Regions from separate parts of the Homo sapiens genome. Here regions 1 and 3 are each linked to region 2. The links are chromatin loops, found by intact Hi-C in ENCODE. Cell type or tissue: IMR-90. All regions are shown on one strand. Region 1 has its middle 3.5 kb from the start of POLR1E. Region 2 overlaps LOC107987065 (a long non-coding RNA gene). Region 3 overlaps DCAF10 (DDB1 and CUL4 associated factor 10).

Region 1 (2,500 bases), 880 kb before region 2:
ACAACCAAATTGAATAATTTTTGCCTTTTTGTGGGGAAGATATCATAGATTACTGTAATTTTATTATTAATATGTTTCTGTATTTTCAACATCAAATATGTATTTATTTGATAAGTTTTTTATCTAATACATATTCAGAAAAATTTAAATATATAAACAGGCTGAATCTAACTTGAGTAAATTTAACAGCCCTTAATACAAAGCTCTGAATTTTTGTTTTTCAAAAAAGTTACAAGGATGATATAACTTAGCAGAAGCAAAGCTAAGAACTTTTGTTTATTCTTAACCCCAGTAAGTTAACTGAGCAGTATAGATGTTTACAACAAATGCACAGGGGATGTGATGAATTCTCCTTGTTCTGTGCTACCCAGCCCAGTGCTGAAGTACTGATCTGTATGGGACCCTGAAGGATCCAGATATACTGGCATATGTCTAGCAGAGGTGACCAGGAAGAGGAGGGACCTAGAAACTTTGGTATGTGAGGGATAATTTTGGCTGGGAGAGGAGAGGAACAGATACATGGAAAGCATGATAGACGTCTCCAGGCTTTTGAAGGGCACAGGCAAGAAGAGCTGATTGTGTTCTGCATGACCCCGGAATGAAGAACTGGAGCTATAGGGAGAAGCTACAGAAGGTAGAGTCAGCTCCATGTAAGGAAAAAACCTGTTCAAGGTGAGAAGTCCACCTTTTAAGGAGTGAGTCATCCATGTGTGTAGGTATGCAAAGAGGGTCTGCATCAGGGATATGAAGGAAAGGAATGGGAATGACCAGAGGAGAGAACAAGAGAGTGAGACAAACACAGAGGGAGAAAGGAAGGGAGGAAAAAGAGAAGCAGAGGGACAAGAAAGGAAGAGAAGAGGTGAGACAGAAGAAGCTATTCTCGGCCGGGCGCGGTGGCTCACGCCTGTAATACCAACACTTTGGGAGGCTGAGGCAGGGGATCACGAGGTCAGGAGTTCAAGAGCAGCCCGACCAACATGGTGAAGCCCCATCTCTACTAAAAATACAAAAATTAGCCGGGCATGGTGATGCACGCCTGTAATCCCAGCTACTCAGGAGGCTGAGGCAGGAGAATTGCTTGAATCCGGGAGGCAGAGGTTGCAGTTAGCCGAGATCGCGCCACTACACTCCAGCCTGGGTGACAGAGCGAGACTCTGTCTCCAAAAAAAAAAAAAAAAAAAAAAAAAGAAGCCATTCCCCAGAGTACAGGGCGAGTCACTGCAAACAGTATGGAATCTGACTCGCCTTTTCAGGTCTTTGTTAGTGTTATCCTGAAACACCAGCAGATGGAGATATTACCCCAGGAAAGGAGGACTTTGCTTTTCTCCCTCTCCTTTTGCCCTCTGGAAAACCATTTTCCTTCTCTGAAAAATGATACTAAAAGAGAACTCCAGGTGTCTCTGAATTATTTCCAAACTAAATTTCCAAAAAAAATTATGTGGTAAATTTTGCCTGTGATTATCCACGATTTGAATATAAAAGAGGCCACCTGGCCAGGTGTGGTGGCTCACGCCTGTAATCCCAACACCTAGGGAGGCTGAGGCAGGTGGATCACTTGAGGTCAGGGGTTCGAGACCAGCCTGGCCAACATGGTGAAACCCTGTCTCTAACAAAACTACAAAAATTAGCCGGGCGTGGTGGTGGGCACCTGTAATCCTGGCTACTCAGGAGGCTGAGGCAGGAGAACTGCTTGGACCCAGGAGGCGGAGGTTGCAGTGAGCCCAGATCACACCACTGCACTCCAGCCTGGGCGACAAGAGTGAGACTCCGCCTCAAAAAAATAAATAAATAATTAAATAAAATAAAAAAATAAAAGAGGCCACTATAGGTTTTTGCATTTTGGTTAATGCCTATGTAGGGCTCCCTCCATCCTGCCCCATCCCACCTCCATCCTGCCCCATCCCAGTTACACAGGCACGTATGTATATGTACATGGTGTGTATAGGTGTGTCTTTTGAATAACTGTTAAATAATTAAACAACACAGGGGTATACTATGATCCCCTTCCCAGCTGCCTGACCATCAACACTTTGCTTCCACGGATAGAATCTCCGTCATTTGGAATTCTTGCCTGTGGTAATTCTAGGAGTTTTTGCTTCAGTGGGTGTGTTGTACTCTTCACTCTTTGTCCTCGCTACAAAACAGTCAATCCAGGGGACTTGCACATAATCTGTCTGACTGGCAAATATGTGCCTTAAAGGGGAATCAGTCCGGTATAACAGTGATTCCTAAACTTCAAGTGCACATGAATCACCTGCAGATCCTGTTGCAGAAGATTTGATAGGGTTGGAGATCCTATATTTCTAACAAGTTCCCAGGTGCTGTCGAGGCTGCTGTTTCCATGGACCACACTTTGAGTAACAAGGCCATACAATGTGTTCCTATATCATGAGTAACAAGGCCATATAATGTGTTCCTATATCACAAGATACTTCTCTTAAGAACTATACTTGGCTCATTGTAGCCACTGTTATCTTGGTCACCTTTAACTTTGATTTAA
Region 2 (2,500 bases):
TTTGTCAGAGCAGGGCTACTATTTTTCTCTTAAAAGACTCAGTACATTATTAGAAATGCCTTTCACTAACATTTAACAAATAAAACAGTTCTATAGGGACAATGAAGTTGACATTTCCATTGTTTTCTTTAGAAAACACCACAGTGTTAATCATCCCTCAAGGGATTGCATTTTTTGAACAAGTGAAGTAGCAAAGGCCCAGGCCAGGGAGTACACGTATGTGCACACGTGTTGGTGTTTAGCCACGGATGCATGTCTATGTTTTTATGCTTAAGTCTGCATGTCAGAATGTGTATTCATGACACTCTGCATGTGGCTGTTTGTCTGCCAATGATAATCGGCTACATGCATGTATGGATTAATGGTCTGTGTGCGTGTGTGTGTGTGTGTGTGTGTGTGTATGTGTATGTGTGTGTAGATGAACCTATGTAAACCTGTGTGTATCTGAACATATCTACCATGTATGTGGATATGTGCTTCGTGCACCTCTGTGTGTGTGTTTTATGGCACCGTGACTGTATTCATGAGTACATGTTTGCGTGCGTACTTGCTCGTGTTTATGTACCTCCATAGTCATGTATCACATAATGAAGTTTCCATCAATGACAGACCACATATGCGACAGTGGCCCAAATTATAATATGGTATTTTCACTGTACCTTTTTTATGTTTAGCTATGCTTAGATACACAAATACTTACCATTGTGTTACAATTGCCTACAGTGTTCAGCACAGTACCTGCTGTACAGGTCTGTAGCCTGGGAGCAATAGGCTATTCCGTACAGCCTCAGTGTGTAGTAGGCTCTGCCATCTAGGTTTGTGTAAGTTCAGTCTACGATGTTCACACAAAGAGGAAATTGCCTAATGACGCCTTTCTCAGAACGCGTCCGTATTAAGTGACGTATGACTGTATATAGATATACACATCTATCCGCATATGTGTGACTGCTATGTGTGTGATGATTTGTGAGTCTGTGTGCATCCATATGTCTGAACATAGGCACACGTGTGTAGATATGTCTTTGTCCATGTTTCTCTACTTCAGTGTTTGCATGCCACGCGGATGCTGAGTTCTGTGTTCAGAGCCTCCTATAAACACGTACACAGTACCCTCCAGTGGACATCAGTGGAAAGCACCTTCAAAAAAAAAACAAAGCCAAAAAAAGGCAGGATCTGAATCGCTTCCAAATTCAATACTGGTTTGTCATCAGACGCAGGGTGAAGTTTTCAGGACGGTCCTTGAGAAAACCGGGGAGGGTCATGCTTCTGGAGTGGACACACACTTAACAGTTTTCCCTATGGAGGTCCAGCCTACCGGCAGCTGCTTCATGATGCGGGGGTGAGAGGACAGAGGCAGGATCACTGGGTGGGTCTGTGAGCCAGGAGGGAGGAGGTGGACGACACGCATTAGACCATGGTCAGGAGCAACTGTACTCAGAGCTTCCATGTTTGCTGGGGCCCTGCATTCTCTATTGCCCCAGTCGGGCCCAGTTCCAAGAACATGGAATTCACATTCAGAGCTATGCCCTTCATGCACCACACCAAGTCCCACTGGTCTGGGAAATAGGATCCCTTCACCCGAAACGCTGTGTTGATTTCCTGTGGCTGTTGTAACATAGTGCCACAAACTCGGTGGCTTCGTGGAGGTCAGAAGTGTCAATGGGTCACCAGGGCTGGCACCCTCTGGAGGCTCCAGGGGAAGCTCCATCTCCCTGCCTCTCCAGCAAGGTGATCTGCATTCCTTGGCTGGTGGACCCACGTCACTCCAACCTCTGCTTCTGTTTGCACATCCCCTTCTCTGCCTCTGTCTCTCCTAACTCCCTCTTTCCCTTATAAGGATCCTTGTAATTCCATTTGGTCCACCTGGATAAGCCAGATAATCTCCCCATCTCAAGTCCTTAATCCCATCTGCAAAGTGTCATTTGCCACGCAAGGCAACATTCCCACGTCCTGGGGATAAGGATGTGGATGTCTGGGGCGCATTATTTGGCCCACCACAGGTGCCCATCCCAGAGTTCTGTGTCTCCCTGTACAGTTCTGTATGCGTTGGGACTAGCAGGACTTGAGACACTGGTGCCACTTATGGCAGGTTTACTCGGTGCCTGTCATTGCACCTGACTATGCACTCTGCCATTTGGTCCTCGCAGCTTTCCTATGAGGTAACTGGGGCTTGGTAAGGTGACCTAAGGTGCCAAGGCACACAGCTGGGAAGTCATGGAGACAGATTTTGAATTTAGGATTGTCAAACTTCAAAACCATGATGACGTGGTTTGGATATTTGTCCCCGCCCAGATCTCCTGTTGAAATGTAATCCCCATTGTTCGAGGTGGGGCCTGGTAGGAGGTGTCTGGGTCGTGAGAATGGATCCCTCCTGGCTTGGTGCTGTCCTTGAGATGATGAGTTCTCTTAAGATCTGTTTTTTTGTTTTTGTTTTTGAGACAGACTCTCGCTCTGTCGCCCAGGCTGGAGTGCAGTGGCTTGATCTCGGCTCACTACAACC
Region 3 (2,500 bases), 500 kb before region 2:
AAATTTAAAGATTTATGCCCAGAAGTATAACATTTTTCCTTTGATTTGTAACACAAACATCTTTTGCAGATTCTTCCTGTTCTCCTTCCACTTGTGCTATGGGAAACAAGTCAAGGCTTCTAATAATCATTGAGAAAAATCTTTATTGATTGACTACACCATCCACAAGAAAAAGAAACTTAATTTAAGAAGAATAGTTAACATGCTTGCTTGTTATTGACCAGTGGTAAACACACAAACACAAATATACAGCAGTTCTATGCCACAGAGAGTTAAGAATGAGGGAAGAGATGATATATGAGGAGGCTGGGAAGAAGAGGAAAATGAGAGGGTGAAAAGAGAGGGAAAACATGGGAGAAGGTGGGGCTTATAGGTGAAGTTGCTCTAAATGTTGGAAATCCTGGATCTTCAGATGTCAGAGTATGTTAACACTATCCTTTGGCAGATATAATAGCTGTATAGAGCAGAGGCTTTCAAATGCATTTCAGCATTAGAACTCTATTTTTGACATGAAATCTGCTGTGGATTCTTAGAGATGTAGCACAAATAAAATCAAAGTAGCTCTGGTTCAAGAAAAATTAGGGAGGCTCTTGACCCTCCAGCCTTCCCCACTCCATCTACACCTCAGCCCACACGTGGTTCCCCACTTTTGCCATCTCCTGAGGAACCCCAAAGGAGCACAGTTAGCAAACCACCTACTTAGAATGCATTTCTTGTCTGGTTTTGTTATAGGTTTTCCAAATTAATTCTTAAAATAAGAGTATATTTTTCTCTAAAATTGTTAAAGTTCAATCATATGTGAAATAGTTATTTCAGTATAGTTTTGTTATAGCAGTGTAATTTAGAGCTTCACAGGTTTCTGTTAATGATGTAGTAATCTGAAGGGAATCTTTAGAAAGAAGGTAACACATCTGCTTGACAAGCAATTCACAAAGGATCTGACAGAGGGAGCTCAATACCTTCAAAATAACTCCTTCCACAGTCAGAGAAGTGTTGAAATATTTCTCTTGCTATTAAATTTCTAAGTTGCTTCCTTACAGTGTCTATGAAAGTGGTTTTTCACGCACCTGAAGGATATAACATATTCCTATTATTAACAGTGCCTTACTCCAGCAGTCATTTTCATTGGGAGTTAGGTAGAAGGAAATGATGAGGCATAGTAGAGTCTATGATTGGCAATGTCTCCCATCCCTTGTTTTGACATGCCTTTATGTGAGGTGTCCTTTCTTACCTCCAACATTTTATTTTTTGTTTATAGTGTTGTTATTGCAGGTGCTTAAGTCCTGATCTTTTTATTTGCTTAAAAGGCAATCCTCATGGCTTCCAAGTATTTCCTTCTCTGGACCAGAAAGCACCAGGACCAATGAGAGGAGAATTGTTACCTTTTACCTTTCTAGAGTCCTTTCATGTCACATAACTTTGGTTCTTACTTAAATAAAGAGCTTTCTGAGATGTAAGATCCAAATAAAAGAACCCCTAGTCAGCTTCTATGCCTTAGCCTTAGGTCAGTGACAATTACTGCTGTGGGAACTTGGATCTTTTGTTCTATTTATACCCTTTCCCCACACCTTCACCCCGCCAAAACTCACACACCATACATTGGGGAGTACCACGCTCTTTAACATATGGTAGCATAAGGGGCAGACTAAGGAATGACGGCATGGGAGGTGGCTGCCAGAAATAAAAAGCTTTGATGAACTGCCTTAGTTTTTTGATAATACAAATCCCACATCCTCATTTTCTTATATCTCAGGAGTTTCACCACGAAATAGTCTTGAAGTCGTAACCCCTGAAGTTCTTGGTGAGAGTGACCACGGAAACTGCATCACGTCCTTACAGCTGCACCCAAAAGGCTGGGCCACTCTTCTTCGGTGCTCAAGCAACAGTGATGATGAGGAGGTACAGGCAGCAGCACTCCACCTTCAACAGGGCTCATTGGACAAATTGCCATTGCCGTGTGTGCAGAGCTTAGGCCGATCGCTGACTGCAGTCTCTGCCTTCAAGGGCATACTGCTAGAGATCCTGCTTCTCGACTCTCCTGTTTCTGTCCTCTCTTGCTTCATATGGTATCATTATCCCTTCCAAACTCTTCTTATTCCTCTCCTGCTGGGGTTGAGCAAGGTGGGAGGTACTTTAAAGGCCAGCATCAGCTCAGTTTTTGCCCAGCTTCTTAAATCTTGCCTCTTTCATCTCACCCTAAACAAACAAACAAACAAACAAACAAAAACCCCTTGTATAATAAACATAGGTCTGAAATGTTTCAGCTAAGCTGGCTAAATGTGAGATTTTACTAAGCCAATTGAGTATCATAATTTTCTTTTTTTAAAAACCAGGGGAAACTCTGGGAAAGGAAGGGACTATACTGATGACTAGGGGGAAAGGTGTTAAATGACTTTATGATTCTCATCACTCTGGAAAGCAAGAGTCTTCCAAGGATCTCACTGGTCCTAGAGGCCACAACTGAAAGGAGAGAAGAGAAGAGCCTTTGAATTGTGTAGGG

What was found. Hi-C counts contacts between places; a loop is a spot of excess contacts. Peaks named below come from ENCODE experiments on the same cell type or tissue, not always from the same donor. Only the 100,000 strongest peaks of a DNase experiment are listed, where the experiment ranks them.
Region 1: it touches region 2 in a loop (15-fold over the local background); 10 of 110 quality-filtered maps call a loop at or near these places.
Region 3: it touches region 2 in a loop (5-fold over the local background); 2 of 110 quality-filtered maps call a loop at or near these places.

The regions. Positions count from the first base shown.
Region 1 is chr9:37,481,221-37,483,720 of GRCh38, forward strand. No RefSeq gene overlaps it. Among named protein-coding and RNA genes, the nearest start is that of POLR1E, 3.5 kb to the right of the region's middle. In IMR-90, a CTCF peak has its summit at 1,286 (motif pointing right); a DNase peak (open chromatin) is centred at 1,281; H3K27me3 peaks cover 352 bases.
Region 2 is chr9:38,362,102-38,364,601 of GRCh38, forward strand. The region is part of intron 1 of LOC107987065 (a long non-coding RNA gene); the gene reads left to right. All of the region lies in intron 3 of LOC105376040 (a long non-coding RNA gene), which reads right to left. Among named protein-coding and RNA genes, the nearest start is that of ALDH1B1, 29 kb to the right of the region's middle. In IMR-90, a CTCF peak has its summit at 1,116 (motif pointing left); a DNase peak (open chromatin) is centred at 1,140.
Region 3 is chr9:37,858,295-37,860,794 of GRCh38, forward strand. DCAF10 (DDB1 and CUL4 associated factor 10) reads left to right here. Exons shown (of 7, transcript NM_024345.5): 6 at 1,754-1,899. Among named protein-coding and RNA genes, the nearest start is that of SLC25A51, 45 kb to the right of the region's middle. In IMR-90, a CTCF peak has its summit at 955; no DNase peak of the experiment used is centred here.